Regions from separate parts of the Mus musculus genome. Here region 1 is linked to region 2. Evidence: chromatin loops called from intact Hi-C (ENCODE). Cell type or tissue: heart. All regions are shown on one strand. Links, peaks and the distances in the headings refer to the core of each region. The heading gives the core; the rest is flanking DNA.

Region 1 (11,065 bases), core at 2,997-5,496, 69 kb before region 2:
AGGATTTGAATGCACCTGCCGGGAGGGCTTCACTGGGAGTCAGTGTCAGGTGGGTGGTGTCTGAGGTCCTTGGTGGAAGAGTCCAGAAATGAGGGGGGACCCGTGGGGGGCATCCTGAAGGGATAAGGCCATCTGGTTTCTAGGGTCTCTCCCAGCACTGATCTTGAAGATTTCTTTTGCAGAACCCAGTGGACTGGTGCAGCCAGGCACCCTGTCAGAATGGGGGTCGCTGTGTCCAGACTGGGGCTTACTGCATTTGTCCACCTGGATGGAGTGGCCGCCTGTGCGACATACAAAGCCTGCCCTGCACGGAGGCCGCAGCCCAGATGGGTGAGGGAAGCATGTGGTGCGTGCGTGTGGGGCTGAAGGGTGGTGGTGCATCCCTCTTGCTGGCATGAGCCAAATGAGAGCGCCATACAACATATGGGACTAATGAGGTGTGTGGCTCAGTATGTGTGTGACTGGAATAACTGGCCAGAGTGTGACTATATCTGTCACAGTGAGACAGCTGGGTGTGTGTGTGACTAAGCTGATAGAGTCATCAAAGTGGTGCTGTGGAAAGAGACCAGGTTAGCTGACAAGTGGCCTGACAGCTTTTGGATGTGGGTGAGACACTAGGGATTGATGGCAGTGGGGATGTTAGATGAATGTGTGATGTGGCCGGAATAGGAAAGGTGGCATGGCCACCTCTGAGTCTGATGTCACCCTCTGCTTTTCAGGGGTGAGGTTGGAGCAGCTGTGTCAGGAAGGTGGAAAGTGCATAGACAAGGGCCGCTCCCACTACTGTGTGTGTCCAGAGGGCCGTACGGGTAGTCACTGTGAACACGAGGTGGATCCCTGCACGGCCCAGCCTTGCCAGCACGGGGGCACTTGCCGTGGTTACATGGGGGGCTATGTGTGTGAGGTAAGTGCGTCTCAGGGAGAGGGAAGAGAAGTCAGTCATGCTTGCCTGTGTTTCTGTGTCCTGGTGTGGGTCCTTCCCCTCCCCCGTCGGTGGGAGAGCAGGGATGTTTCATGTGTAGTAGGTAAGCACTCTGTATCACTCAGCTTCATCCAGAGTCAGCATGGCTGCTATAGAATTTTTTTATTTTATTTTATTTTTTTTTTTTTTTGGTTAGATTTTTGAGACATGGTCTCGTTATGAAGCTCTGGCTGTCCTGGAATTTGCTATGTAGTCCAAGCTGGCTTCCAAGTCACAGCAATCCTTCTGCCTCTGGCTCTATATGAGTGCTAGATAACAGTCATGCGCCATAATACTTGTCTGCGTGTCTTTTCTTTCCTCCTTTTCTTTATCTTTTCCTTTCCCTTCTTTCCTTCTCTTTCTTTCTTTCTTTCTTTCTTTCTTTCTTTCTTTCTTTCTTTCTTTCTTTCTTTCTTTCTTTCTTTCTATTTTGAGACAGAGTCTCACTATGTAGCTCTGGTGGGCTTAAACTATTAGAGATCTACCTACCTCAGCCTCGTGGGTGCTAGGATTAAAGGAATGAGCAACCAGGCCTGGCCTAGCAGTCCTTTTATGGGTATATGTCTGTGTGTGTGTGTGCACAGGAGTGTAAATGCAGAGGTCAGGGGCAGACATCAGGTGTCCCCTCTATCACTGTACTTTGTTCGCCTGCGGTTCTCTCACTGAACCTCAAGTTAGGCTGTAGATGGTGAGCCCCAGTGATCCTCCTGCCTCCCCCACCCCACACCTGGGTGACACACATAGAAGACCACACCTAGCTTTTTAAGTAGGTACTGAGGATTTGAACTCAAATCTTCACGTGTGTGCAGCAAGCGCTCTTACCCACTGAACCATCTCTGCAGCTCCTTAACCCTCATGCACTTGTGGATGGACTTGGGGCATGTGAGTTTCTGTCTCCAGTTCTGTGTCTCTCTCTGGGTATGAGTGACTTACCATTGTGTCTGGACATGTGGTCTGGGGTACCTGGGTATTTTTCCTGCGTGTTCTCATCAGCCTATCTCCCTCTGTACTGAGTGTGCTGGTGGCCTTCCCAGTCTCACCCTGACCAATAGCAACTTGAGGGAGGAGAGGATTTACTTCAGCTTACAGGTTACTGTCCATCATTGAGGGAGGCTGTGAAAGAAGCCCAAGGCAGGGAACCATCGTCCAGAACTGAAGCAGAGACCATAGAATTGTGTTGCTTTCCCGGAGCGGTCTGGGTCTTCCCACATCAATCAGCACTCAAGAAAATGCCCCCACAGACATGCTATAGGCCAATCTGAAGGAGGCAGTTTCTCAAGCAAGATTCCCTCTTCCCAGATAGGTCTAGGTTTGGTTCAAGTTCATGCACACACACAGATAACAAGTGTGGGCACAGTGTGTTTCCTTGTACTGGGTAAGTCTGCCCCCTACACTGGCTTTGTGTTGGATGTCTATGTGTGTCCTTTTGTGGTGAGATTCTGTGTGCTCACAGGTATGCCGAGGCACGTCTGTGTCCCTCGGGGCTGAGTGAATTCCTTTCTTGCCTCAATACAGTGTCCAGCTGGCTATGCTGGTGACAGTTGTGAGGATAATATAGATGAGTGTGCTTCCCAGCCCTGCCAGAACGGAGGCTCCTGTATCGATCTTGTGGCCCGCTATCTCTGTTCCTGTCCCCCTGGCACACTGGGTATGTTAAGGCCAGGGTTGGGGGCAGGATAAGAGGATGAGTTTCTAGCCTCCACTGACCATGCTCCTATACCCTAGGAGTTCTCTGTGAGATCAATGAGGACGACTGTGACCTAGGCCCATCCTTGGACTCAGGCGTTCAGTGCCTACACAATGGCACCTGTGTGGACCTGGTGGGTGGCTTCCGCTGTAACTGTCCCCCAGGATACACAGGTCTGCACTGTGAGGCAGACATCAATGAGTGTCGCCCGGGTGCCTGCCATGCAGCGCATACTCGGGACTGCCTACAAGATCCAGGTGGGCATTTCCGCTGCGTCTGCCATCCTGGCTTCACAGGTAAGAATGGCAGAGAGCCTGGCCAGAAACCTGATGTGGTTCTGCTTCTGTAGTTGATCCTCCTGCATCTGTTTGTTCAGGGCCTCGCTGTCAGATTGCTCTGTCCCCCTGTGAGTCCCAGCCATGTCAGCATGGAGGCCAGTGCCGTCACAGCCTAGGCCGTGGAGGTGGGCTGACCTTCACCTGTCACTGTGTCCCGGTAGGTGTGATTGGTAGGGGTTGGAACCCTTGGGGAAAGAAAAGGCCTGTGGCTTTAGGGAAGCATAGGTCTATACGGGAAAAGTAGAAGGAAAGGAGGTTCTGAAATTATGAAATTATGAAATTATGGTTTGGAGTGTAACTTAGTGAAATTGTGACTTGGCTTTGTTGCCTCCTGGGGAGGTATGGCTTATCTTCAAAATGAGGTCAGTAGAGGAAAGGTTGCTGGAATTGGAGGGGTGGGGGTGGGGTGTCAGCATTTCTCAAGTCTTGACCTCCATTCTTTTCTCTCTTTTCCACTCTCCTGTTTCTTCTCACTACCAATTTTTTCTCTTTCTGTCTCCTCACTTCACCATTAGCCATTCTGGGGTCTGCGTTGTGAGCGGGTGGCACGCTCTTGCCGAGAGCTGCAGTGCCCAGTGGGTATCCCATGCCAGCAGACAGCCCGTGGACCACGCTGCGCTTGTCCTCCGGGGCTGTCCGGGCCCTCCTGCCGGGTTTCTAGGGCGTCACCCTCAGGAGCTACTAACGCCAGCTGCGCCTCTGCCCCTTGTCTGCATGGGGGCTCATGCCTACCTGTACAGAGTGTCCCTTTCTTCCGCTGTGTGTGCGCTCCGGGCTGGGGCGGCCCGCGTTGTGAGACCCCTTCCGCAGCCCCTGAGGTCCCCGAGGAGCCACGGTGCCCGCGAGCGGCTTGCCAGGCCAAGCGAGGGGACCAGAACTGCGATCGTGAGTGCAACACCCCAGGCTGTGGCTGGGATGGCGGTGACTGCTCACTGAACGTGGACGACCCCTGGAGGCAGTGTGAGGCACTGCAGTGCTGGCGTCTCTTCAACAACAGCCGGTGTGACCCGGCCTGCAGCTCTCCAGCCTGCCTCTATGACAACTTTGACTGCTACTCTGGTGGCCGCGACCGCACCTGCAAGTGAGCCCCCTGACTCTGTCCTTCTGTCTATCTATATGTTGCACTGTCAGTGAGCCACATCTGTCCCAGTTTGTCTGTCAGTCTGTTTTTGGCTCGTCTGATGGGCTGTCCCTTCCAGCTGCTACCACCAGGGCACTGGTGGTTTCATCCGCCTGTTTCCACCCATGTGCCTCATCTCTGCCTATTTATATTTTTACCTATATATCTTGCCCATTTGCTTCTGTCTGCCTGCAGTTACACATCCCATCTGTCCACACTTAGGACTTGTTCATTTGTCTTTCTTAAAATTTTAAAAATTAAACTGGGTCTAGTTGCTCACACATTTTAATGCCAGCATTTCAGAGGCATAGACAGCAGGTCTCTGTAGGGATTCAAGGCCAGCATGATCTACATAGTGAGTTCTAGGCCAGCCAAGGCCACACAGTGATACCCTGTCTCAAAACAAAAACAAACAAACAAACAAACAAAGCAAAACAGGAGCCCACAGCAGGTGCTCATTCAAGAGCATACAATAGTGATACTGGTTGAGCATCCCAAATCCCAAACCTGAATCCCTGAGCCATGTGGGGCATGGGCATGATGCCACAGTGGAAAATTCCATCCTTTGCCCCAATGATAAGTTACAGTCAAAATTCAGACACAGGTTGGTCTGTAGTGGCAGAGCACCTTCCTAGATGGCATGTGGCCCTTGGTTCAATCCCCGCCCAGCATGGAAATAAAACAACCACCAAAGGCAGGCACACTAAAAATATATAGTTACTTTTGGGTATGTGTATTTTTGTCTTTAGACTTGGGCCTCATCCCAGAGGTGCCTTATATAAATTATGTATAGAGGGCTGGGGATGTAGCTCACTTGATGGAATGCTTGCCTAACATCCACAGAGCCAGGCTTGGGTCCCCAGCACCACCTAAACTGTGAGAGGTGCTGTGTGCTTGTAATCTTGGCTCTCAGCAGGTGGATCAGGAGGATAATAAGTTCAAGATCACCCTCAGCAACATAGTTTTGTTTTCTTTGTTAAAAATAAGGCTTCAGCCAGGTGTGGTGGCGCATGCCTTTAATTCCAGCACTTGGGAGGCAGAAGCAAGTGGATATCTGAGTTCAAAGCCAGCCTGGTCTACAAAGTGAGTTCCAGGACAGCCAGAGCTACACAGAGAAACCCTGTCTCGAAAAACCAAAATAAATAAATAAAATAAATAAATAAATAAATAATAAAAATAAAAATAGGGCCTCACAATTCCTGGCTGGAATTGGCTGTGTAAATCAGGCTGGCCCTGAACACACAGAGATATCCTTGTCTCTGCCTCTGGAGTACTGGAATTAAAGGTATATGCCAGCCTGTCTGACTAACATAGGGAGTTTGAGGCCAGCTTGAGATACATGAGATCTTATCTTAAAATATTTATAGAAAGATATCTCATTGCATTTATTTGCATATATAATATTTAAGCATATGTGTAAATATTCTAAAACTATAATTTGAACTCTGAAATAGTTTTAGTCCCAATTATTTCAAATTAGGAACACAGAACTTGTGCTTATGCAGCCAACGACTGCATTTGCAGAAAGCATATGCAAGAACATTTCCCACCACCACCATCCCCAACCCCATACCAGCACTGTCCACTACTGCTATTCTCTGTGTGTGCATTTAGGTGACCCGAAGAATCTCTGAGTTTGTGTTCTCTGTCCCCAGCCCTGTTTATGAGAAGTACTGCGCCGACCACTTTGCAGATGGCCGTTGTGACCAGGGCTGCAACACTGAGGAATGCGGCTGGGATGGGCTGGACTGTGCCAGCGAGGTCCCGGCCCTTTTGGCCCGAGGGGTTCTGGTCCTCACAGTTCTTCTGCCTCCTGAAGAGTTGCTGCGCTCCAGTGCCGACTTTCTGCAGCGACTCAGCGCTATTCTGCGCACCTCACTGCGCTTCCGCTTGGACGCACGTGGCCAGGCCATGGTCTTCCCCTATCACCGGCCAAGCCCTGGCTCTGAATCCCGGGTCCGTCGTGAGCTGGGTCCTGAGGTGATCGGGTGAGTGACTGTGGCTCAGGGCTGGGTACAGCGGTTAGGGCACCCGTGGTCCAGACCGTCTGTTTCACGCTTCTTAGTTGAGAGCTCTCTTGGCAAGGCGTCTTCCACAGGTTTTTCCGTGTCTGTCGGGTTGACATCTTTGCTATGGGGGGGGGGGGGGTTCATCCTCTGTACACTACAGGGAGCCTCGCTGCAGCGCTGAGATTTTACTCTTCAAATGCAGGTGACAGCACCTTCTTGTGTGCATGATGTGTGTGTGTAGGTCCCCAAGTGCCATGACGACGCATGCCTGTAGAGGTTAGAGGACAACAGTGTGAAGTCAGTTCTCTCTTCTCATCAGGATGTCAGGCTTGCATGATGAGCATGTTGCCTGTGAGCCATTTCGCTGGCTTGTTTGTTGTTTTCTTCTCGTTGTTTGCTTTGTTTGTGTTTTATAGGCACTAACCTGAAATTCAATCTGTAGCCCAGGTTGGCTTTGAACTCATGGTTCTCCTACTCAGCCCTTCCAAGTACTAGGATTGCAGGCATACAATATCGCCCCCGACACTCACTCTCTTTCCTCCCCACTCTCTTCATTCCCCTTTCCCCTCATCTCACAAAAGTTGTAGAACTTGCTCACTGGTGACCTGGTAGGGGGAACCTGAAGTGGGAGAGGCATTTTTTTGAGGGTGGACCAGGGCCTGAAGATTGGGCCCTGACAAGGAAAGGAGAGCTGAACTTTAGAGATGCTGTGGTTTGTGGGTTCTGATTGGATGCAGGCAGAAGTCAAGTAGATGGGTGAGGTGACACATGGCCCCTTTCTTGGCTAAAGTGGCTTAGTGATGAGGACATAGGGCTAAGCAGGGGCCACCTTGGAACTTGCTATTCTTAGGGGGTCTTGAGGTATGGGGAGGAACCCCAGGAGATGACTGAGGGCTGAAGATGCATACAAGACAACTGGGTATTGGAGGCCATTGGAGGGAAAGAAGGGAGAATCAAGGAAGCAGGAGAGAAGGAAATGAAGAAGGAATCTAAGGACTCTCAGAGACCTAAGAATTGGGGGACAGTAGAGGACGTGGCTCAGTGGTAGAGAACCTACCTTGTATATTCAAGGCCCCAAGTTCATCTCCAATACCACAAAGAAGGATAAAGGAGAAAAAGCAAGCTTTTAGAGAAACTGACATGGTACACTGTCCCAGCAAAGGGCGACACCAACAGACTCTACCAGGGCGAATGAAGACATTATTGAATTCACAGCTTTGAGACACTGTGACCAATAAGATCTGTTGGGAGAGACAGTGGAGTTGGATGCCAGCTGAGAGCTGGGTGGGTGGTAGAGACATGGAGAGTGGAGACGGATGTGGCTCTCTGAGGTCGGGTGTCTAGGATGCTGTAGACAAGTGTTGAGCCTTTGGGTCCCTCTGCTCTGTTCCCACAGCTCTGTGGTGATGCTGGAGATTGACAACCGGCTCTGTCTGCAGTCAGCTGAGAATGACCACTGCTTCCCTGATGCCCAGAGTGCTGCTGACTACCTGGGAGCCTTGTCAGCAGTGGAGCGACTTGATTTCCCATACCCACTTCGGGATGTGCGAGGTGAGCTGGGAAGAAGAGAGGGTAGTACATTAGAGCGTGTAGCCCCAGAGATGGTTGAATCCTATAGTATGGTTGAAGCCCTGTGAGTAAAGCCCCATCTTCTGGCTGAAGCTGTCCCATAGCTAAGCCAACCCCATGGGTAAGAGCCACTTAAAATTGAAACCTTACTTGTAGTCCTGCTCCACGGCTACAGCCCTGCTTATAGCTGAGTATCGCCCATGGCTGAAATCTGCTCACTCGTTCCTGCCCTGATACTTGGCTGAAGGCTCATCTGCTGCTTCCATCCTACAGGAGAGCCGCTGGAGGCCCCAGAGCAGAGCGTGCCACTGCTGCCACTGCTGGTGGCAGGGGCTGTCTTTCTACTCATCATCTTCATCCTGGGTGTCATGGTTGCCAGGCGAAAGCGAGAACACAGCACCCTCTGGTTCCCTGAGGGTTTTGCATTACACAAGGACATAGCTGCTGGCCACAAGGGCCGGAGGGAGCCTGTGGGACAAGATGCACTGGGAATGAAGTAAGAACCTCACATGCTCTACATCCCCAACTGTGGGTCCCTTGTAAGCTCTAGACCATACTCACCTCGGTCATATTCCAACCTCTGACCCCAGCCTAACCTTAACTACAGACTCCATCTGGGCCTTCAGTGTTAATCCTCTTGACCTATGACCCCATGATCCCTGAGGATTGCCCCAACCCCTATCCCTTGACGTGATTTTCTATTTCTATACATTTCCTGACTCATATCTTTCCCTGACGCCATCCTGAACTAACCTCACAAAATTCATTCTTATGACTGCTAACCTCAAGACTTTTGTCATTTCAACCTGTCCCTGACCACGACTGTATCCTTGATGACTCCTGAATCATCTCTGGCTTCAACCCACCTGTACCTTTGACCTCACCTCAGACCCCTGTTTCTACCCAATCCTGTGTTAATTCCCTTGTGATCCTCAATCCCAAGCCTTCAACTTGACTTATTCCTCAACACCAATAGCCATATTCTGACCTTAACCCTTCCCTATGACACCATAACTCCTGACTCCTCATCCTGATGTTTCAAGCCTGGCTATCCCGTTTGTCACAAGAGAGTAACTCCTCTTCCATGAGCTTTGATAACTCCTTTATCAAAGTTATGAGAGGAAACTTCCTTTGCCCCTGCAGTTTGTCTCATCTATCCTCATGCATCCATGTTCCATTGTGTGTGCCACTCTTGACTCTGAGTTCACCTTATGAGTCTGGCCACCTCAGATGTGAGGTGTGGAGCAGGTATAAAGACCGTTGTTTGGATCCCTAGAACCTGTATAAATGCCATAAAATCCTTAAGTGCTCAGTGGGCCCGGCAGCCTGACTTGGAAGATGGAGTCCTGGTCCCTAGAGCAAGCTGACTAGTGAGTCTAGTCATATCCGTGAGCTCTTGGTTTGATTGAGGGACCCTTCCTCGATGACCAAGACTGAGGAGAGATTCCTCTTTATCAACCTCAGACCTGTGCACCCAAAACACACACCTGCACTCACAGATGGAAAGAGAAAACATTTTGATTGCCACCTGACATGCTTCCTGCAACTTCATCTCTATCCTCCTATCCATCATTGGAATCTTTGTCAACGACCCAGGACCCCTCCTCAGTTCCTGACCCCTTACCTACCTCTATGACCTCTGCCTGAACCAAACCCTAAACCCTCTTCCCAGGCCAGAGTTCTCTAGTGTACTTTCTCACGTCTTTTTCTTCTTGTTTTCCCCAAGGAACATGGCCAAGGGTGAGAGTCTGATGGGGGAGGTGGTCACAGACTTGAATGACTCAGAATGTCCAGAGGCCAAGAGACTGAAGGTATTAACCTGCTTCTCTGACTCTTTCCTTCAGGGTTCCAAGTTGGGATCCCCTAACAGCTGGAGAGCCCAGGGAAGTCTCTCTTCTCCCGATTGCCTCAGCCCCAGACAATTTCCACATCTGTGTGGACCTCACTTTTCCCTTAATGTGATTCTGTTGCTGTGTTGGGAGGAACAGAGATTTACCATGGGTTCCCTGGGTGGGTGGGGCTTCCCCTTCTTCATATGGTTCCTCCTCACACAGGTTCCTGCTCCCAGGTCTGCCTAGGGTCACCCTAGAGCAGCAGCTCTTAACCTGTGGGTTGTGAACCTATTTGGGCTGCGCTCTTCAGTTTCAGATGGCTCAGTCGGTAAAGAAAGAAAAGAAAGCCAGGCGTCTTGTGGTACACAGGTAGTCCCAGTGAACAACCTTTCCACAGAGGTTACCTAAGACCATTGAAAAACACAGGTTTTTACATTATGATTCATAATAGTAGCAAAATTACAGTTATGAAGTAGCAGTGAAAATAATTTTATGGCTGGGGGGTCATCACAACATGAGGAACTATATTAAAGGGTGGCAGCATTAAGAAGAGTGAGAACCAATGCCCTAGAGGGAACACCCTAGTCCACAGAGTGATTGTTTTCTGTTCCTTGTCTAGCATCCCCAGCCTGAAAGTGTCCCCAGCTGCTCTAGGGTTCCATCTATCTTTAGGAACCACACCCATTTATTTGGGCTGTGCTCTTCAGTTTCAGATGGCTCAGTCGCTAAAGAAAAAAAAAAAAAAAGAAAGCCAGGCGCTTGTGGTACACAGGTAGTCCCAGTGCTGGTGAGGTGGCAAGAGCAAACTCCTGGCTGGTTAACTAGCCTAGCCTTCTTGGCAAGTTCTTAGAAGAACCCTGTCTCATAAAGGAAGATGGATCGTGCCAGAGAGTGGTGGCACACACCTTTAACCCCAGCACTCGGGAGGCAGAGGCAGGTGTTTCTCTGAGTTTGAGGCCAGCCTGGTCTACAAAGTGAGTTCCAGTACAACCAGGGCTACACAGAGAAACCCTGTCTCAAAAAATGACACAATAACAACAGTAACAAAAAGAGGGACAGTGCTACAGAGCAATGACATAGGAGGCGGTTCTTTGGCTTCCATACACACAGACACACTCGTGTGCACACACACACAAGCTTGCACACTCATGCAACCTGAGGGCTGGGTAATGTATGAAGGAAAGGTCTTTCTGCCTCAGCTTCTCCAGTAGCTGGGACTGCAGGTTTGAGTCACAACATCCAGCCTCCATATTTCTTTTACCAGGGATCTGAAGTATCCAGGGTTGGAGGACTACATTTAATTTTTTAAAATTTCAAATATTTTGCTCTTTTTATTTATTTATATTTATTTTTAAAAATTGGAGACTAGAGAGATGACTCAACAGTTAAATGCTGGCTGCTCTTCCAGAGGACCTGTGTTTGATTCCCAGTACCCACACAGTGGCTTACAAATGTCTGTAACTTCAGTTCCTATAGATGTTTGACGTCTTCTGGTCTCCCACCAGGCATGCATGACAGGAGTGTGCCACCGTGACAGCTGTAGTTTGTT
Region 2 (11,065 bases), core at 5,422-7,921:
GACTATATAGCATGATCCTGTCTTAATCAATCAATGAATAAACAACAAAAACAATACAAGCCAGCTCGAAGGGAAGCTTGCTCCTCATTGGTAGATATGACTAGCTTCCTAGGTCTCCTCAGGAGTTGGGGTGCGACTCCCTCGCTCCCTCATATTGTACACTCTCGACTCTCAATGGTGTGACTGCAGGTGGCTGGGCACGGGCTTGGCCATCTGTGTGCAATGTTCCACGTTCTCTGCAAGCCTGTCAAGCATGCTGGTCATGCCTGGATGCCCCATCTCTAATTGCAGAGAGGACAGTGGCCTACGGGGGCCTGTCCCTCTGCCCCTTGGGAAGCTTGCCTGTTAGGAAGAGCCCCAGTGTGTGGGTACTGACATTCTCCCTTGCTGCTGGCAGGTGATGGACTTGCTGCACTGTATGGGTCCCGACACTGTGGTCATCACCAGCTCTGACCTGCCCTCCCCACAGGGCAGTGACTTTCTGATCGTGCTAGGCAGCCAGAGGATGCACAAGTGCCTGTCCCACCTGCTTCTGCATGCTCCTGGGCCCATTGTTTATGTAGCCCATGGCATTCAGGCCTCAGAGGATGCTTGGTGCCCAACAGGAAGAAGCTCATGATTGGTCAGCAAGGAGCTGGTTGCTCTTGTCCCTCAGGAGAGTCAGACAGACAGAAGGCAAGCTCAGGACAGGGCTCTGTGGAGCCTGGTGGGGCTGGATGGGGTAAGACTCACTCACCCCCACTCTCCTGATGCTCAGGTATCCATGCAGTGCCTGAATTGGCAAGCTCTTATGGCTGGTGAGCTCCCCTACTGTGGGTCTGTGGCCTGTTCCAGAGGCCAGCTGTGTCTGGCTTCTGTGGCCCAGATGGCCAGAGGGTGTAGATAATCTGTTGGGCTGTGGTGACTGCCTATACAAGCAGCACCTTAGTTAATTGTTGGAACAATGTTACAATGCACAGAGCTGAGCCACCGGCTGTCAGGAACCTCAAGTCCACACACACTGGCTCCAGTGAGCATTCTGGATGCACAAGGGTTGTGTATCTGAATGCTTGTGTGCTGCACACATGCTTGTAGACACAGACAAGCGATGCATCCTAACAGTTCCTGGCACACTGAGTGTGTAGCACCATGCTGACGTCATCTTCTAGGGACCAGTGTTTGACTCTCCTTTGGGACAGTGGAGGTAGAGTGGTTATGACAATCCACACGAGTCCCAGAGCTACTGAAGGATACCACATCGCCTCTGTGGACCCTCTGAAGAATGGGCAGTGCTGACCTTCCTGTCACTTCAGAGACAGGGGAACAAGTTGGGCTGACAGGTTCTTACTGTAGGGGTGTCCAGTCTGAGAAGTCTCAGACCCAGTGACCTGGCTTATGTTTTCCCCTAGGGAAGCCTGACGGCTCCACAGTGACCCAGCGCATCCGGATGGAGATGCGCAAGGTGGACGCCGTCTTTGTGGGCCCTGGGGACCTCTTTACTGCCATGCTTCTGGCGTGGACACACAAACACCCAGACAATCTCAAGGTCAGTTGTACCTGTTGCTCCTCCCCACCATTCCCTCGCACTCCTGGTGGGGAGATAGTGTACTATGGTTCTAACCCTGAGAGAGAGAGGAACAGGTTAGTGGGGCCTGGGCCTGAGCTGAGGATCTGTGGGATAATACAGCTGATCATGGGACCAGAAGGCACTCTGTCAGTCTGCTTCACTTATCCCAATTTTGGGTAGTAGTGACATCAGAAATAAGACACCATGGACTTGGCTTTCAGAGTTAGAACTCACTATGAGTGTAGCTCTTCTCAGTTGCATACATGAGAGCTAGGTTTGACCCTCCCCAGTGCTAAAAGCATGCATGCAAGCAAGCAAGCAAGCAAGCAAGAAAGAAAAAGAGAGCTAGCATTTTACACTGGAGTCAGCTAGGAACTCTGGACCTGTGCAGCCTCCCAGGCACTCCCTTGGTGATGCAGGAACCACTGCCAGTCCAGGTTGTTTCCTGCTATGTAGCCATTGCCAGGCTAGTTGGGCCCAGCCCTTGGGGGATCAAGGCAGAATGCTGAAGATACAAGCCAAGATAAGCCCTTCCCCATCAGACTTCTTATGGAGATGGGTCTTTCTGTGGTTGCCTGTATGTGCATCCCACCTGCTTCATGCGCCTGTGAGGAGATAGGATGCTTTTGCTCAGGTCTTCTGGGGAAGGCGGGACAGCTGGGACCAAGTTAGTACTGGGTGAACACTCCACCAACTGAGCCACATCTGGAGCCCAGGTGGGAATCATGCTATGTTGTGAGGATCATACTGGGGCTTTTCTTGTGCAGTATGCAGTTCAGTGTGTGATCAGCAGAGGCAGAGGAGTTTTCTTAAGGCAGTGCCCTTGCATCTGGGACCTCCTGGCCTGTGAGCTTGCAGCCAGTATGTCCTCCTCCAGTGCTATGGAAGGCTGAGTCACAATTGTGCGCTAATGGCTCAGTGGAACACTTGCCTTGCACACACAAGGCCTGGGTTCCATCCTAGCCTGGTGCCACAAAATACTCCCTTCTCCCCTACAGTATGGACTGGCCCTTGGTGCACTGGGCTGAGCTGAGGGAGGGAAGCATGGACTGGGTCGTTGGATTCAATGCAGGTCCCTGGTCAGCAGTGAGTGCTCAGGTAAAGAACACACACACACACACAGGAACAGCTTTGGAGAACTGGTTTAATTTATTGGCATGGAAGGGAGTATTTATGCCCCTGGGGAGATGAGCAGGGTCTCTTGGGCAAGGTTTCTGTGGCCAAGGACCTAGGTATTGGAAGATAGCTCATTTGCATACTCAGTGACTAGGGGTTCTAAGGGGAAAATCTTATAAGGTCAAACAAGGCATGAGATGAGGCTGGACAACTGTGTGGGTTATAAATTCCCTGGGTAATAAATTCTTACTTGGGCTGACAGTGGGGTAGCCAGCTTTCTAGTGTCAGGTTGGGAGAGGAGAGGGAGCCAACACCTGCCTTCCCCCATGAGATATCAGAGGTCGACACACTCCAATGGCACCCCAGGCAGAGGACCTAGCATTTAGCATGTGCTATGGGTGGCCCTCCAGATACAATCTGATGCAGAAACATCTCTGGGGGGGGGCTCTCCTGCAATCAGCCCAGTGGGGGGCTCCCACTGTGTCCAATGTGGGTGTGAGGGACGGTGAGGCCTGGTGACTGAGGGAGCTGATACTGGAAGATGCCCTCTGTACAGGGATGCTCAGCAGGTGGGCCATTGCCCCTCTGTCGCTGTCCTCTCCATAGGTGGCCTGTGAGAAAACAGTGTCTGCTGTGCAGCACGTCCTACAGAGGACCATCCGGTGTGCGAAAGGTACCTGCCTGCGCGTTGTCTTCCTTGGGGGTGCTCCCTGCCTGTGCTCTGTCTTCCTTGGGGGTGCTCCCTGTCTGGAGGTGGGCAAGAGGGAGGGGGGAGCTCTCCTTTCCAGCCTCTGCTTCCTGCTGTGTGTTAGAAGTGAGGCAGCGTGTGTGTGTGCGTGTGTGTGTGTGTGTGTGTGTGTGTGTGCGTGTGCAGTGTGGGGACCCCTCCTGAAGCAGGAACTCAGAACTGTGGGAGAGGGAAGGATGGCTCAGGTTCCATCCTGCCTGCTCTGATCTTCCCCGTGTTCTATAGCAGATAGAGGAGAAGGACAGAAGCCCAGCCCGGCTCAGCTGGAGCTGAGGATGGTCCAGAGCAAAAGGGACATTGAGGACCCCGAGATCGTTGTGCAGGCCACGGTGCTGTGAGGATCACGCACACTCGCCCTGACACACAGTGAGCTGAGGTGTCCGTCTCCATCCCTCTGAAAAGCTGTAACATCTGCCTTAGAGCCATGACTGAAACTGGACATCATGTTCCTTCCTGAGAGTCGGGTCTCAGCCAGTCTCTAGTGTGAAAATGTGCCATTGTGCTATTTTTTTTTAAATGACAAAGCTGTTGTAGGAATATGTGATTCAGAACCATGGTCCCTTCCCCCAAAGGCTCTGGGCCTCTGACTGCCTCATAGGCGTGTGGAAGGAAGGAAGGTGGAGGAGGCCAGCCTGCTGCCTCTGGACCTTTCTGTTGGTCACTGGCTGTCACTGCCCCCTGTGTATACACAGTCCTGACTCTGCCCATGTTGGTGCTGTCTTTAAAATTGGGTTAGAAAAAAAAGAAAGAAAGGAAGGAAGGAAGGAAGGAAGGAAGGAAGGAAGGAAGGAAGAAAGAAAGAAAGAAAGAAAGAAAGAAAGAAAGAAAGAAAGAAAAAGAAAGCAAGCCAGCCAGCTGGGCATGGTGGTGCACACCTTTAATCCCAGCACTCGGGAGGCAGAGGCAAGCGGATTTCTGAGTTCGAGGCCAGCCTGGTCTACAGAGAAACCTTGTCTCCAAAAACTAAAAACCAAAAAAACAAAAAAAACAAACAAACAAACAAAAAAAAAAAAAAAAAAACTCGGGTTAGGTCTTAACCATTGGCATTGGAAGAATTCCGCCAAATATTTTCGTTGCCTTTCTGGCTTTCCCTTATTCCTGCATTAGAGTTTCTGTGTCTCTGCCACTCTTTGGGTGTCCCAGAATGTCACACGTATGGAGCTGCTGGGCTGCGAGGGAAGGTTTCATATCCCCGTGCTTGGGAAGGCACACAAGCATGTGGTCACTGTGACAGGGACCTTTTAAGGAACCTGAACATTCCAGGAGATCTGCAAGCGGCCTGGGTGTCTGCAGGGTCTCCTGTAACTTTGGAGCAAATTCTAGGAAGCTGACCAACATGGGTTTGAGCTGCTGAGAGCAGGGCAGCTTGGGGATTCAGGGAAGTTTGCCTCACTGGGCTCTTGTGGGCACTCACCCAGCCCTGCAGAACTGTCAGGTGGCAGTGCACCTGCCACATGCTGCTGGGGACAGTGCATCGCTGCACAGGGGTTTGGACAGACAGGGAAGGAGAGACAGAGGTGGCTCCTGCCCCCTGGTGGCGGACTTAAGTGCAGGTTTTCCCCCCTCCCCCTCCATTTCTGGATTCTGTGCCCACCTCATGCTGAGGGGCCAGAGGCCCTGATGTGAAGTCAGCTAGCTCTCTGCCTCCTTGGAAGGTCTCCTCTACAGAGCATATTGGCATTGTGTATGCAGGGGCAGCTCTTAGACCCCTCAGGAGACTGTGACATGTCCCATTGCCTACTGCTCAAGGGTGAGTTTTTTTTTTGTTGTTTTTTTTGTTTTTTTTGTTTTGGCTCTACTTCCCAGAGTTTGGGGATCCCCAGTCATGACTGTGAGTGGGGCTGTCTGTTCACAACATCCCTTGACCTCAGTCAGCACCCACACCCACTTTAATGAACTTCAGTTCTTGAGATTTGCCTTGCTTCTTCACAGAAGCCACAGTCTAAGGAGAAATTGGAGGTTGCCTTGGAAGCCAGGGGATAAGGCCCAGAGCACGTGACTAAGAAGAAATGATTAGTGCTTTGAGCATGGGCAGAGGTGCTGGCCGAGGTCAGGCTTTCCAAAGAACTGTCTGCAGCCCTGCCAGCCAGCAAGCACTGGGTCCGGCCCCCTAGTAGCCAAGTCAGAATTGGCTTTTGCTTTCACTTTCCAGAGCTTAGTAAGGAAGCTGCATTAGCCCAGGGTAGCCCAGTAGGACTTTGATCCTGCCTCAAAGCGTCTCCTTCCACCTCCCGGATGCTAGGAAGGAATTCCCACATATGACTCTTCTTAAGTCATGCCTGCTCCTGTGTGATAATCCTGGGCCTCTGTCTCACTTCTGCAGTATGTCCACGAATGTAAAAATGACAAATGACACGGTCCTTTTCCTTAACGGTGAGAGCCTTTTTTTTTTTTTAAAGCCACTTGCTGTTTCAGTGGGAGCATTCTAGGCTCCTCTGTGCTGAAGTGGGGATTTGAAAGGAGGGGACTGTGCGCCCCACAGGCTGTGCTCCCAGTATGATGTCAGCAGCACCACCTGAGATAAGAGACCAGCACAGGCTGTTAGAGGTCAGGCTGTCTCCTGTCCTTGTTGAGGAAGGTAGGGTCCCTGGAAGGAGCCAGGTTGGCCAGAGCAGTGCTGAGGCCTTTGCTGTGCTCCTGGGCAGCTCCTAGACAGAGTTCCCGGCTCCAGCTACTTCAGTCCTTACACTGTAAAGTGAAGGGAAGAAGAAGTGAATGTATTTTGTCTCCAAGTTCTTCGCTTCCTTGCAGCCCTTTGGGGGACTCATTAACTTGGGGTATCAAGCCATACTTAGGTAGTTCATACATGCCCAGTGACCACAGGCTGGGCCCACCTGCTTGCACTGGGCCCTCCGTGAACCTTTCCGGGGCAGTGTATCCACCTGGACCAGAGAGGGCACTGGGGTTTGAGTGGACAGGCATGGACCCAGGCTTTGGTGGTGTGCCTTCAGGAGGGTGCCGCAGCCCAGTGCCCCCTTTTATTGCTGCCATCTGGGGTGCTTCTCTTCCAGACATCCACGTAGCTAGCTACCTGCAGAAAGCCATGTCTGTCCATGTGACAGATGGATGCTAACCACGGGTCCCACCAGTGGATGCTAAGAATGGATGTCCCTCTAAGGGGCAGTTCTGGGAGGTCAGGTTCAGTGTGAGGTTACACTAGAGCTGCAGTCTCTAGGGAAAGTGGTGAGCCAGGGAAGGCTTGAACCTGGTCCCCAGGTCTGAATGAATGTCACTCCCCCCCACCCCCCAATGATGGAGACACGCCTTGGGGTGGAGGTGTAGCTGGACATGCCTGTGCCTGTCCACACTTTCTGTGACAGCTGCAGATGGCTGGCAGGTGCCAGTCCAGTTGCAGTCTCAGCATCCACCAGCAGGGGGCACGGTGGAGCCTGTGGAGCAGTGTCAGAGGCCCAGGCAGATGCTGGTACCAACTGATTAAACAGCCATCCTGCCATCCTGCTGGGAGATTTGATGTTTTTGGGTTTTTTGTTTGTTTGTTTGTTTGTTTGTTTGTTTGTTTGTTTTTTGGGTTTTTTTTTGTTTTGGTGTGTGTGCGTGTACATCTTTCTGTCAGGCCTCAGACTTGGTGTTGTGCAACACCTGACAGTAAGTGGGAGTCAGTGTGTCCCCAGGTCAGCCTGACCTCCCAGAAAGCCATTGCGTGGTCAGCATGGCCAGAACTGACAGTTTGTAAATATCGGTGTGTTTTGCACTGTTGTGTCTCCTTGCTGGTTTATTCTTGTTGCAGACACTTTCTATGGAGAGATTAACATAAAATAATGTTTTCTATGCCATATTCGCCCTTCACTGCACCCTAGTGGGTTTAATTTGCTTAAAACCAGAATTTAATGTGCAATTTTAAATTTAACAGTATTTAATCTTTTTATGCCAATAGAAATTTTTTGCCTGGCATGGTGATACCTACAATCTAGTACCCTAGAGGCTGAGGCAGCAGGATAGCTATGGAGTAAGACACCTTCACTCACACATTGCCCCCCCCCAATTACTCCTGGAATTTTCTTTCCTTCCTTCCTCCCTTCCTCCCTCCCTCCCTCTCTCCCTCCCTCCCTCCCTCCCTCCCTTCCTTCTTCTTTTCCTTTTTTTTTTTCTTGTTTAATTCCTAGTGGAATAAACCCAATTTTTAAAAAAGATTTATTTATTATTATACATCAATACACTGTAGCTGTCTTCAGATGCACCAGAAAAGGGTGTCAGATCTCATTATGGGTGGTTGTGAACCACCATGTGGTTGCTGGGATTTGAACTCAGGACCTTCGGAAGAGCAGTCAGTGCTCTTATCCACTGAGCCATCTCGCCAGCCCATAAACCCAATTTTAAGATTCCACACTATTGAGCCAGGCAGAGGATGTCCTCAGAGCAGAAGTCTCCGTCTCCCTTGGATTACCGTCCCTGACTGTGGCTGAGCTCCCCCGGGCCAGCATCTCATTTCTTCCCCTGGTTCACCGTCAGGCAGGTTCTGGTCTTGGTGCAACAGGATCCACATTCCAGGTGCAAAAGGTCTCCCTAGGGCAGGGAACCCCATCCTGCCCTGGTCAGCTCTTGAATAGCCAGCTAGAGCTGCCTCTCCCCTGACGCTACAGGTGGGTGGAAACAGGAGAGAACCTGCCACTCAGACTTCCATGCTTGGAAGTTCCCAGAAGGCCTTGGGTATAACCTTGGCCACACCTCACTGCCCGTCCTATAGAGCCAGCAGGCCCCGTGAGATGTTGGGTAGGTAAAGCCATGTCTGCACCTCACAGCCTGCCTTGCCCCATGCAGCAGGTGTAGGTGACCTGGGTTGGGGCTCTGGAAGCCTCTGAGCTACACTGTCACAGAGGACTCAGTTCATGCCTGACATGAGGAGGGTGTGTCCTGGGGGTGACAGAACACAGTAGAGGACATGAGCTTAGCACACCCTTCTCCCTCATATCCCACAGAGCAGGAAGGCCGAAGCAAGGTTCCCTCAAAGCTCAGGCCTCAGTGAGTCCCACAAAACACCTGAGACCATTTTCTGACTGATGGGGGAGGAGTGTGTGTGATGACAGTGTTTTGTGAATGGAGGTGAATTCTTCATGAACAAAGCTCTTGAAGGATGAGACATGGGCAACATCTCAAATGCTCTTAGCTTCATAGCTGTCCATTCCTGACACAGAGCCTGTCAGAATTTCACCCATGTGTTGTAAATGTCAACCAATTGGAGGATGGGCTGCACCTGTGGGGCTGGCCCGACCCTGCTAGTCCTTCCCAGAGACCACCCCTCTGTGGCCTTCAGAGCAAAGCACAGTTAGCCCCTCAGTCCCTGCTGTGCAGGAGGGGTGTGCTCTGGGCTCAGGAGGTCTCCTGCCCAAGTCCCCCAGTCCTGTGTACTGTTCCCTGTCAGCATGTTTGTGGACATGAGCACCTGTCAGCACTGTGTAGCTGTGTCTGTTTTGTGCTAGTCTGTTGTCTTTTATGACTATCCACAAATAAATATTTTCATTGCAGTTGTGCTAGTGTGGTCCTTTCTCCCCAGCGTGCTCCTTGTGGTTACTGCCCAGAAAGCGTGGCAAGGAAAGGAGGTGCTTGGTCACAACTGTGGTGGTCTGCAGCTCACTCTTCACTCTCTTAGTCTTCTCAGTCTTGGGGGACTGTCTGGTGCTTTAGGGCTTCTGGGATGATTCACAGAGTGTGGACACTTGGAGACAAAGAACCTGCCTGGCTGCTCCCTGCAAGGATCTGAAGACCAGCCATTGGCTGCCGATCTGGTGCCATCTGGCTCCATGACTTTTGACAGTGACCTTGGGTGGTGACTCGAGCTTGGGAGTCCCATGATCATGACTATCCCACACCCTTAAGTATAAAACCTTAGAAGAGTTCAGCAGTGTGTCTGAAGGCAAGGAGGTGCACAGGGAGAAGAGACACCTGAGTGCTTATTTGGCCATTTATCACCAAAGAGGATGGGAGGCTATGGTGGGGACCACCAGGGACAGAGCAGAGATAGAACCTGTCCAGTGACTGCTGTATTGCTTTCCATTAAAGGACACATCTGTTTTTTTTTTAAACCAAATGAATTTAAATGGGACATTAAATCTCCTTCTGAAGGTACCAGGTACAAGAGATCACCGCCTTTTCTATATACAACATGGAAGCATCCTTTGTGTCTTGTTACAATTCCATTGCTGTGAAGAGACACCATGGCTGTAGTGGTGTGAATTTGCTTGGTTCAGGAAGTGGCACTATTTGGAGGTGTGCCACTGTGGGTGTGGGCTTTAAGACTCTCATTCGAGCTGCTTGGAAGCCAGTCTTCTTCGGTTTGCTTTCAGAATAGGATGTTGTACTTTTAGCAACTCCTGCACCATGTCTGCCTGGTTGCTGCCATGCTCCTGCCTTGATAGTAATGGAGTGAACCTCTGAACCTATAAGCCAGCCCCAATTAAATATTGTCCTTATAAGAGTTGCCTTGGTCATGGTATCTGTTTACAGCAGTAAAACCCTAAGAAAGAATATTGCCATGGCAACCCTTGTAAAAGAAAACATTTCATTGAGGCTGGCTTACACAAGGAGCTGAGAGTTCTACATTTTGATCCGAAAGCAACAGGAGACTGTGAGCCACACTGGTCATGGCTTGACCATATGAGATCTCAAAGCCTGCCTCACAGTGACACACCTCCTCCAACAAGGACATACCATCTCCAACAAGGCCACACACCTAAAGTGCCAAGCATTCAAACACATGGGTCGACGGGGGCCATTTCTATTAAACCACCACACGTAGCCCTTCATCTGTGTTTCAGATCAGAAGCAGCGTCTTCCATCTCTCGTAACTCAGACCCGTGGGGTCTTCTGAAGTCTGTTGCCTTCAGCTCTGTGTGAGGGCAGGGAGTCTAAAGGCCTGGCCAGTGCCTGCTAAGCCAGGCTTTCCAGAAACTTCCAGGGTCTTGTCTGTCAGCAACCCCACCTACACTACCTCAGGGAGCCATCAGGAGCAGGCTAGCAGGTCTGTGACAGTGCTTCTTCCCTCCCAGGTCATCAAAGCTTCCCTGAGGCATGGCTCTACCCACACATGGAGGGTCCAGAGCCCAGTCAGGGAAGAAGGAGAGAACAGAGGGTCCTGGCACCACCTCTCTGATCCCTTGTTGCAATATATAGCACATCACAGTGGTTGACCCATTCGGAATGCAAAGTCTGGATATGGCTGTAAAATGTGATGTAGAGCAAAATGAACTCTAGATAGATGGCTGTTCCTCTGGTGTTCCTGAACCTCCGGGTGGTTTCTGTTTTTAGTTTGTTTGGTTTTATAATAGGATGCTTCCAAACACCACAGTTAGGATGAGGAAGGCTGGACTGAGACCCCACCTCACGTCTGGTGTCTTAACAAGAACGTGGTCTGTGGTCCGTGCACTGCAGTCCAGGGCCATGGAACTCCTCAGCCCCACCCCTGGAGAACTGGATCAATGTGTTCCTTCCAAACAAGACCCCTGTGGGGAGAGAGTAGTCCATGAGCCAGGACAAGGGACTTGGCGGGTCCAGCCTGAGGTCTCCCTCCAGCCTCCTCACTGAGTAGAGTACCACTCATCTGGGCTGTGTCTGGGGCACAGCTGAGGCCAACAGGGAAGGAATTCACTTGGTCCCTGCAGATGTGCCTGCAGCTGCTGGAGCTCCTGATCTATCACTGC

Evidence for each region. Hi-C counts contacts between places; a loop is a spot of excess contacts. Peaks named below come from ENCODE experiments on the same cell type or tissue, not always from the same donor. Only the 100,000 strongest peaks of a DNase experiment are listed, where the experiment ranks them.
Region 1: a loop joins it to region 2, with 4 times the contacts of the local background. A loop is called at or near these places in 2 of 42 quality-filtered maps.

Annotation. Positions count from the first base shown.
Region 1 is chr17:32,136,246-32,147,310 of GRCm38, reverse strand. Notch3 (notch 3) reads left to right here. Exons shown (of 33, transcript NM_008716.3): 18 at 1-49; 19 at 183-330; 20 at 720-904; 21 at 2,477-2,609; 22 at 2,687-2,944; 23 at 3,025-3,143; 24 at 3,502-4,067; 25 at 5,762-6,094; 26 at 7,512-7,666; 27 at 7,958-8,180; 28 at 9,411-9,495. It overlaps Gm41568 (a long non-coding RNA gene), which reads right to left and starts at 7,517. Exons shown (of 2, transcript XR_876749.3): 1 at 7,173-7,517; 2 at 4,376-6,383. In heart, for the core only: a CTCF peak has its summit at 3,960 (motif pointing left); a DNase peak (open chromatin) is centred at 3,940; H3K4me3 peaks cover 623 bases; H3K27ac peaks cover 375 bases.
Region 2 is chr17:32,069,229-32,080,293 of GRCm38, reverse strand. It overlaps the pseudogene Pdxk-ps. Among named protein-coding and RNA genes, the nearest start is that of Gm30729, 38 kb to the left of the region's middle. In heart, for the core only: a CTCF peak has its summit at 6,768 (motif pointing right); a DNase peak (open chromatin) is centred at 6,753.